Regions from separate parts of the Homo sapiens genome. Here region 2 is linked to region 1. A link is a loop called in an ENCODE intact Hi-C map of the cell type or tissue named here. Cell type or tissue: PC-3. All regions are shown on one strand.

Region 1 (5,000 bases):
AAGCTATATCTAAAAGACATCAATTGCCTCCCCAACTCCCCTTTTTGTTTCTTTTTAGAGGCATGTTTTTCCTCTGTCACCCAGGCTGGAGTGCAGTGGTATGATCACAGCTTACTGCAGCCTCAAACTCCTGAGCTCAAATGATCCTCTCACCTTGACCTTTGAAAGTGCTGGGATTATAGATGTGAGCCACTGCGTCCCGCCCCATTGCACTTCCACTGAGCACCTACTATGTGCCACTCATTATGTTTGATGTTGGCTAGAAATGCAACATGGCTGCCTGTCTAAAAAGTTTTGTTTTTCTTTTTTAAGCTAGGAAATAGAACAATAATAGTATATACATAATGTAGATTTTGAAAAGGTAACAAAAACATTAAAAAATAATGTTTTTGTTATCTGAAAAAGTTATTAAGATTAGGATGGATATTGTTCTAGACTTTTTCTGTGCATATGTCATATATAGTTTTTAAAAGCAATAGTTTTTTTAAAGCAATAAATAGGTTTTAAAAGCAAAATAATCTCCAAAAAGGAGTATATTATAGTATTGTTCTATTTCATATCTCAACCTTTTATTGAATATAGTTGTGACATTTAAGGGAGCATAATTTGATCTATGGACTATTCAAATTTGCATATCAATATCCATCTTTTGGTTGTATTCTATAGAAGACTCCTTATTACAAAATTTTTTTATTATACTTTAAGTTCTAGGGTACATGTGCACAACCTGCAGGTTTGTTACATATGTATACATGTGCCATGTTGGTGTGCTGCACCCATTAACTCGTCATTTACATTAGGTATATCTCCTAATGCTATCCCTCCCCCCTTCGCCCACCCCACAACAGGACCCGGTGTGTGATGTTCCCCCTCCTGTGTCCAAGTGTTCTCATTGTTCAATTCCCACTTACGAGTGACAACATGTGGTGTTTGGTTTTTTGTCCTTCTGATAGTTTGCTGAGAATGATGGTTTCCAGCTTCATCCATGTCCCTACAAAGGACATGAACTCATCATTTTTTATGGCTGCATAGTATTCCGTGGTGTATATGTGCCACATTTTCTTAATCCAGTCTATCATTGATGGACATTTAGGTTGGTTCCAAGTCTTTGCTATTGTGAATAGTGCCACAATAAACATATGTTTGCATGTGTCTTTATAGCAGCATGACTTATAATCCTTTGGGTATATACCCAGCAATGGGATGGCTGGGTCAAATGGTATTTCTAGTTCTAGATCCCTGAGGAATCACCACGCTGTCTTCCACAATGGTTGAACTAGTTTACAGTCCCACCAACAGTGTAAAAGTGTTCCTATTTCTCCACATCCTCTCCAGCACCTGTTGTTTCCTGACTTTTTAATGATTGCCATTCTAACTGGTGTGAGATGGTATGTCATTGTGGTTTTGATTTGCATTTCTCTGATGGCCAGTGATGATGAGCATTTTTTCATGTGTCTGTTGGCTGCGTAAATGTCTTCTTTTGAGAAGTGTCTGTTCATATCCTTCACCCACTTAAATGTTAGACCTAAAACCATAAAAACCCTAGAAGAAAACCTAGGCAATACCATTCAGGACATAGGCATGGGCAAGGACTTCATGTCTAAAACACCAGAAGCAATGGCAACAAAGCCAAAATTGACAAATGGGATCTAATTAAACTAAAGAGCTTCTGCACAGCAAAAGAAACTACCATCAGAGTGAACAGGCAACCTACAGAATGGGAGAAAATTTTTGCAATCTACTCATCTGACAAAGGGCTAATATCCAGAATCTACAAAGAACTCAAACAAATTTACAAGAAAAAACAACCCCATCAACAAAATTTTTATTATAAGCACAACATAACTATAAACTAACTTTTTGTCATTAAGAAAATCCTTTCAACCCCCTTATAAAACACCGAAATCCTCCAAGGTTGCTATGTTAATTATCTATTGCTTCATAACAGATTGCTCTAAAACTTAGTGCTTTAACAGCCATGAACATTATCTCTCACAGTTTCTGTGGATTAGGAATCCAGGAGTGGCTCGTTTGGGTGGTTCTGGCTCAGAGCCTCTTGTAAGGCTGCAGTCACCTGAGGTTTGGCTGGGATTAGGAGCTCCACTTGCAAGGTGGCTCACTCACATGGCAGGCAAGTTGGTGCTGGCCGTTGGCAGGAGATCTCGGTTCCTCTCCACCTAGGCCTCTCCGCAGGCTGCTTGAATATCCTCATGACATGGCTTCTGGCTCCTCCAGAGCCAGCAATCTAGGAGAATGAGAGCCAGGCAGCAGCCATCCTTTTTATGACCTAATCTCAGAAGACACACAGCGTCAGTTCTACCCCATTCTGTTCATTTGCAATGAGTCACGAAGTTTGACTGGCATGCAAGGGGAGGGGATGAGGCTCTCCCTTTTGAAGAAAGACGTGTCAAAGAATTTGTGGACATATTTATTTTAAAACCATCACATCGCACACAGGAACAATGGCTGAGCCTGTAAACCCCATTCACTTATTTATTCAGTAAATATTTACTCAGGGCCTACAAATGCTTGGTTCTATGCACTGTGCTGGGGATTCGGAGATGAATAAGATATAATCTTGGTTTTTGGGAAGTTCTGAGTAGAGATAGGAGCAAACAAGGAGCAGAGCATCATAGCAACATGGACCAAGTTGACTGACATGACCTTCTTCCAGTGCCTGAGAAGGCCACGGGCAGAGTGGGGAGGGAGGTCCACTTGGGGAAGCCCAGCCGCCCTTCACCAGATTTATCTGCTGCTGGCTGTGAAGGATGGGGGCCTTATTTCATTGAGAATGCTAGATGCTTTCTTGCATAGGCTTACAGGATTCTAAGGAAAGGTTTTGTTTTTAAACGGTGGAGGAAAGCAGTGAAGGGCTAGCGTCTGGGTTCCTCACACACCTTTCTCTGCAACCCTGTGCGTATTAGTGCAGTGATGGGTAGGTTTCTGCGTGGCTTGTGTTAGCAGTTGGATGGCACTAAGGCTGCTACAGCAAAACTACTAGTTCTGCCCAACTGTGCAGAGAGCACAGGCGTGGCAGGAATGCAGGAGCTGTGTACGATGTGTTTGTTTTTAAAATGCAGGGCTCTAACGGTAGTCTCTGAAGACTCAGATTCCTCCCTGAGCTCCCATAGGATGAGTGATTCATGGGATTAATGATTCATATCTTTCTCCCCCTCCAAAGAAGCTTGATAGAAGATAAAGATCTTGTTCATGATGAAAGATATTTTATCACTTGTTAGCGTTCAGAGGGCACTGATGAAGTGACCTCACTTCTAGGATTTCCAAATGCTCAAATTAAGGTTTTTGCACAAGGGGTGCTATCGTTTCCGTAAAGAGGCTGAGAGGCTGTGTCCACTGTTGCTGTGCAAACATTGTTGGGCTTCTGAGCCTCATAGGATTGGGATCAGCCTGGAGAGTGGCTATATCTTATTTAATTGATCTATGAGTTATATATTGAGATATCTATGTATTTATTGAGAGATGTAGCTGTGTTTACCTGTGTTCTATCTTAGATAGCAGCCTCGATTTTCTAATGCAGTGTTGTGTGCTTTTGTGTTAACATGGAATATTGCTTTCAATCAGTATGGCCAGGCTGAATGGCCTAGCACTCCTCTGAGTTTCAACAACTTGGCCTGATGAAATGCCAGCTTTCAGTAACAGCAGAGGTGACTGTGTTCATATCCAGCAAACCGAGATCTTATTTAGGTTTGAGGGAAAACAAATAGTTTTTCAGAAAGCTTACATTGAAAACTATTACCTCCATGCCCTGGAAGTTGTGGGGACAGGCAGTTTCTCTTGCATTATATTATCTTCCATGAAAAGATTCTGTCTGCTTGATTAAGGGCATACTTGTTTCCCGGGCTTTGTTCTCTGTGGTCCCTGGGGGTGAGCTATTCGTGCTCCAAGCTAAGAACAGCCCATCTACTTGCTGATGGATCCCTCTCACCTACTCCTGGCCTTGTCTCCATTGGTCTCCTTTTTCCGTCCTACACCATAATTATTTCCCTTTTCTCCTGATCATTCTCATTCATAGACAAAACATGCTTACCCTGAAAACTGTCTCCTGTAAGAACACACATCCATGACTGCATTCTGCCTCCCAGCTCCCACCTCGTGTCTCTCCTCTTTATAGCAAAACTCCTCCAAAGGGTGGATTATACTTGTCTCCAATTTCTCTCCCACCCCAGGCAACTACTGTTCTGATATCTATACTTATACCTTAGCTTTGCCTCTTCTGGAACTTCTGTATAAGTGGAGTCATGCAGAACATAATATTTTCCTTCTGATTTCTTCTACTCAACATGTTTTTGAGATTCCTTTATGTTGCATGTATCAGCGGTTGGTTCCATTTTATTGCTGAATAGTATTTTTTCGATGTTCTTTGGAGCTTACTGGTGCCATTTCCTCAGCGTTTGCATTTGTTTCAGTATCTTGTAATACTTTCAAGAGAGAGAGAGTCCTCACTTTGCGTTTCGATTCTTGGATGACTTGCCTCTCAGGTTTGAGTAACAATAAGACCACAAAAACAGCATGCAGTGACAAGTGTTGCTGGAAGGAAGTGCCACCCATTCAGGAGGTAACAGGGATAATGACACAGCACTCACACCTAGGGCTTCCAGTGTTTGAACAACAGATTGCCTTTGGTACGGCCACTGATTTGGCTCTGGGAGTTTAACTGAAAGAGGCTCATTTTCTGCCACCGCCTTGCACATTAATTCCCAAGAAGATCATTGACTTGAAATTACACATGGTGCTTATCCAGATGATTGGATCCTTTCCAAGATGTGTGGTAGATGCTGTTTCTGTTCTTGAAAGTCAGAGGCTCATGTTGTTTTTTGCTTGATGTAAAACCAGTGGGAATCACAGAGAGCAAAGCAGCAACTTGAATCCGTCTTTGGCAATAGTGATGCATGAAGGGGGGGTGATCGTCATTGCTGTTTAAACTGAGCAAGGCAAACACTTGCCAGGATGAAGCTCATTAAACAAGTCTCTTCTCGTAG
Region 2 (5,000 bases), 82 kb before region 1:
AATGGTGATGGCTGCTCAACTTTGTGGATATATAAAGTATGCACACTTTAAAAGGGTAAATTTTATAGTATGTAAATTATAGCTCAATGTAGCTGTTATTTTTCTAAAAAATTAGTCTTCACCTTTAAGTAATTAAACAATTGATAAAAGTGATTACCATAGGTAGCTTTTACATATTTACATCTGTTATGAAAACACACACACACACACACACACACACACACAAATCAAGCAGTTGAATAGAATGAACTACCATTTTGACAGACTTCAACTATCTCCTCCCAGTGCAAATAACACAAGACATCAATGTTTTGGGCAAAGATAAAAACAGAAGTCATTTTCCTGTTGATACTATGCAGAGGAAGTAAAGTGATTGCTAGTAGTATCATGTTATCTTCATCCTTTCCAGCAGTGACCATCACATTGGACAGTGGACAGTGGACAGGTTGCTTATGGTGCCCAAGAGTCCGCACGGCCTGTTTATTTCTACCAGGCAGTCACCATAACCAACAAATTCCTGAGCTGGGCACGGTGGCACACACCTGTCTCCCAGCTAGTTGGGAGGATCGCTTGAGCCCAGGAGGTTGAGGTTGTAGTGAGCTATGATCGTGCCACTGCACTTGTGGGCAACAGAGGGAGACCTCATTTCTAACAACAAAATAAAGAACCAAGAAATTCCCAAAATAACAACTTAGGATCTGAAAAACTCATGGCATGTTGAGTACCCACATAACGTACCTAAAAACAAAAATAAAAAATAAAAAATCTCTAAACTTTTCATTATGGAAACTATCAAACTATCAAACATAAGTTGAGTGAACAGTAGAATGAATCCCAGTCTCAATAATTCTCAGCTGATAGCCAATCTGATTTCACCTTCCCCCATCTACCTCTGCTCCTCCATATAACATATAATCTTACCCATCAATATCTCAGTATGTACTTCTGAAAGAGGACTCTTTAAAAACACACACATGTCTGGGCATGGTAATCCCAGGCATGAGAGGCCGAGGCAGGTAGATTGCTTGAGCTCAGAAGTTTGAGACCAGCCTGGGTAACAGGGCAAAACTCTGTCTCTACAAAACATACAAAAATTATCCTGGTGTGGTGGCACACGCCTGTAATCCCAGCTACTCGGGAGGCTGAGGTGGGAGGATCACTTGAGCCTGGGAGACAGAGTTTGCAGTGAGCAGTGATCAAGCCACTGCACTCCAGCCTGGGTGGCAGCCTGAGACCCTGTCTCAAAAACAAAAAAACCCACACACATACAAAACATATTCAAGTTTCTCTTATTATCTTACAAACTTTAAAAAAAGTTTATATAATGTCCTTTTTATTATTATCTCTATTCTCCATGGAAACATGAATAGCAATTGCCACTATTTACAAAAGCAGCTATTGTGTGCCGGAGAGTTTACTGGGGGCTTTCCACATATTTTCCAATAAAATCTTTGCGTCAACCATAGAAGTTGTTTATTATCACCCACCCATCCACCATCTCCCAGCTCAAGGAGTTTGAGTGTCCCAACCAAGGTTCAAAGACGGGTCAGGCTGGCTGACCTAATCTCTATTTCCCACTCCTGGTTCTCCCATGCCCATCTTTATTATAGGGCTGAGCTGTCCAATAGTCTAGACACTAGCTGCATGTGGCACAATAGTTAAAGGGTAGCTAATGTCCAATTTGAGATGTGCTGTAAGATCCACAAAGAATTCAAAGACTTAGTGTAAAAAAAGAATGTAAACTATCTCATTAGTAATTTTTATATTGATTGCAGATTAAAATAATAATTTTTGGATATATTGGGTTAAAATATATTACTAAAATTAATTCTTGTATGTATTAGTCCGTTCTCATGCTACTAATAAAGATATACCCAAGACTGGGTAATTTATAAAGGAAAGAGGTTTAATAGACTCACAGTTCCACATGGCTGGGGAGGCCTCACAATCATGGCGGAAGGTGAAGACCAAAGTCACATCTTACGTGGCAGCAGGCAAGAGAGCTTGTGCAGGGGAGCTCCCATTTATAAAACCATCAGATCTCATGAGACTTATTCACTATCACAAGAACAGCACAGGAGAGCCCCACCCCCGTGATTCAATTACCTCCCACCTCGTCCCTCCCACGACACTTGGGAATTATGGAAGCCATAATTCAAGATGAGATTTGGGTGGGGACACAGCCAAACCACATCACTGTGGCTCTTTACCTTTCTTAAAAAATTGTGGCAAAATACATATAACATAAAATTGGCCATCTTGACCCATTTTGTGTGTACAGCTCAGTGGCATTAAGCATATTTACATCGTTGTCCAGCCATCACCACCACTCATCTCCAGAACTCTTTTCATCTTGTCAAACCAAAGCTCTGCCCTATAAAACAACAACTCCCTATTCCTCTCTACTCTTAGCCCCTGGCAACCATCATTCTGCTTTCTATCTCTATGAATTTGACTACTCCAGGGACCTCTTAAACCTCTGTAAAGACAGATTTGGCCAATATTTTGTTGGTTTTGTTTAAATTCCAAACCTTCTCTTCCTTCCACAACCTCTATGCTGTGTTCTTTTCAGATGTATGAATTTCACTGAAGACCAGCCCCTGGTGGCCACCATCCTGTACTTTCTGTCTCTATGAATTTGACTTCTTTTTTCTCACTCTGTTGCCCAGGCTGGAGTGCAGTGGCGCGATCTCAGCTCACTGCAACCTCCATCCCCTGGGTTCAAGCGATTCTCCTGCCTCAGCCTCCCAAGTAGCTGGGACTACAGGTGCCTGCCACCATGCCTGGCTGATTTTTGTATTTTTTTTTTAGTAGAGATGGGGTTTCACCATCTTGGCCAGGCTTGTCTTGAACTCCTGACCTCATCATCCACCTGCCTGGGCCTCCAAAACTGTTGGGATTACAGGCGTGAGCCACCTTGCCTGGCCAATGAATTTGGCTTCTTTAGGTACCTCACATAAGTGGAATCATACGGTATTTGTCCTTTAGTGCCTGGCTTAGTCACTTAGCATAATGTCTTCAAGGTCCATCCACGTTGTAGCATGTGTCAGATTTCCTTTATCCTCAAGATTGAGTAATATTTCATTGTGTGGCTAGACCACACTTTGTTTACTCATTTGCTGGGCACTTGGGTGGCTTAGACCTTTTGGCTTCCGTGAATGACGCTGCTGTGAACATAGGCATACAAATATCTCTTTTAGACCCTGCTTTCAATTCTTTGGGTATATATGCAGAAGTGGAATTGCTAGATCATATGGTAATTCTATTTTTAAGTTTTTGAAGAACTGCCATACTGTTTTCCACAGTGGCTGTACCATTTTACATTCCCACCAATAATGCACACAGTTCCAACTTCTCCACATCCTTGCCAACACTGGTTACTTTCTGTTTGTTTTTGTTTTTTGAGATGGCGTCTCACTCTCTCACCCTGGCTGGAGTGCAGTAGCGCGATCTTGGCTCACTGCAACCTCTGCCTCCTGGGTTCAAGCGATTTTCCTGCCTCAGCCTCCCGAGTAGCTGGGACTATAGGCATGTGCCACCACACATAGCTAATTTTCCACCATGCCTGGCTAATTTTTTTTTTTTTTTTAGTAGAGATGGGGTTTCACCATATTGGCCAGGCTAGTCTCAAGCTCCTGACCTCAGATGATCCACCCGCCCCAGCCTCCCAAAGTGCTGGGATTACAGGCGTGAGCCACTGCGCCCAGCTGTTTTTGTTTTTGATCATAGCTGGCCTAGTGGGTATGAGGCTCTTTGCCTTTTTAAACATGACTATTAGAAAACATGTAGCTCACATTCTATTTCTTCTTGCCAGCCGTGCTAATGGGGGCTGGAAAAGAAAGAAAAACTTGACTTCCTGGCCTTTTCTGCAGATAGAGGTGGCCATGTGACATTGTTCTGGCCAGCGAGGCATGAGCATGTCTGCCGGTGCCACCTCTTCTGCTTCCTACTTCTTCCTGCCTATGATGCATCCTGCAACCATGAAGTGACAGAAATGAGGATGAGGTTAAGGGTGGTGGGGCAGACTGATGAAAGAGGAGACTTGCTGATGAACCCTGGCATCAGCCTCTCATTATGTATCTCCAGACCACTCATCACGCAAGACCATAAACTCTTCTCCCTTCAAACCACCTGTAGCTTTTTATGCATTTGTTAGTGTGGCCACACTTCTATAATGGGATCACTCCAAAAGTGGCAGAGCTGGGACTTGAGCACACGTCTGTCTGTCTGTCTCCTAAAGCCTCTCCATCTATATTAGTCTGTTTTCACATTGCTGATAAAGACATACCCAAGACTGGGTAATTTATAAAGAAAAAGAGGTTTGGCTGGGCACAGTGTCTCACACCTGTAATCCCAGCACTTTTGGAGGCCGAGGCGGGCGGATTGTGAGGTCAAGAGATCGAGACCATCCTGGCCAACATGGTGAAACCCAGTCTCTACTAAAAGGACAAAAATTAGCCGGGCATGGTGACGCATGCCTGTAGTCCCAGCTACTCAGGAGGCTGAGGCAGGAGAATTGCTTGAACCTGGGAGGCGGAGGTTGCAGTGAGCCGAGATCGTGCCACTGCACCCCAGCCAGGTGACAGAGTGAGACTCCATCTCAAAAAAAAAAAAAAAAAGAAAAAGGAAAAAAAGAAAAGAAAAATAGGTTTAATGGACTCACAGTTCCACGTGTCTAGGGAGGCTTCACAATCATGGCAGAAGGTGAAAGGCACTTCTTACATGGTGGCAGGCAAAGAGAATGAGAGAATGAGACCCAAGCGAAAGGGGAAACCTCTTACAAAACCATCAGATCTCATGAGACTTATTCACTACCATGAGAACAGTATGGGTGAAACCACCCCCATGATTCAATTATCTCCCACCAGGTCCCTCTCACAACATGTGGGAATTATGGGAGCTACAAGTAAAGATGAGATTTGGGTGGGGACACAACCAAACCATATCATCATCTCTCTCTCCACCTCTACCACCCACTGCCTCCCAATAATGGACTGGTG

Evidence for each region. Hi-C counts contacts between places; a loop is a spot of excess contacts. Peaks named below come from ENCODE experiments on the same cell type or tissue, not always from the same donor. Only the 100,000 strongest peaks of a DNase experiment are listed, where the experiment ranks them.
Region 2: it touches region 1 in a loop (4-fold over the local background); 2 of 110 quality-filtered maps call a loop at or near these places.

Annotation. Positions count from the first base shown.
Region 1 is chr9:132,006,724-132,011,723 of GRCh38, reverse strand. The region is part of intron 3 of MED27 (mediator complex subunit 27); the gene reads left to right. Among named protein-coding and RNA genes, the nearest start is that of MED27, 71 kb to the left of the region's middle. RefSeq lists enhancers at 4,263-4,372, 4,168-4,860. In PC-3, no CTCF peak of the experiment used is centred here; DNase peaks (open chromatin) are centred at 2,373 and 3,093; H3K4me3 peaks cover 565 bases; H3K27ac peaks cover 2,424 bases.
Region 2 is chr9:132,089,073-132,094,072 of GRCh38, reverse strand. No RefSeq gene overlaps it. Among named protein-coding and RNA genes, the nearest start is that of MED27, 12 kb to the right of the region's middle. In PC-3, a CTCF peak has its summit at 2,615 (motif pointing left); a DNase peak (open chromatin) is centred at 3,062; H3K27ac peaks cover 2,352 bases.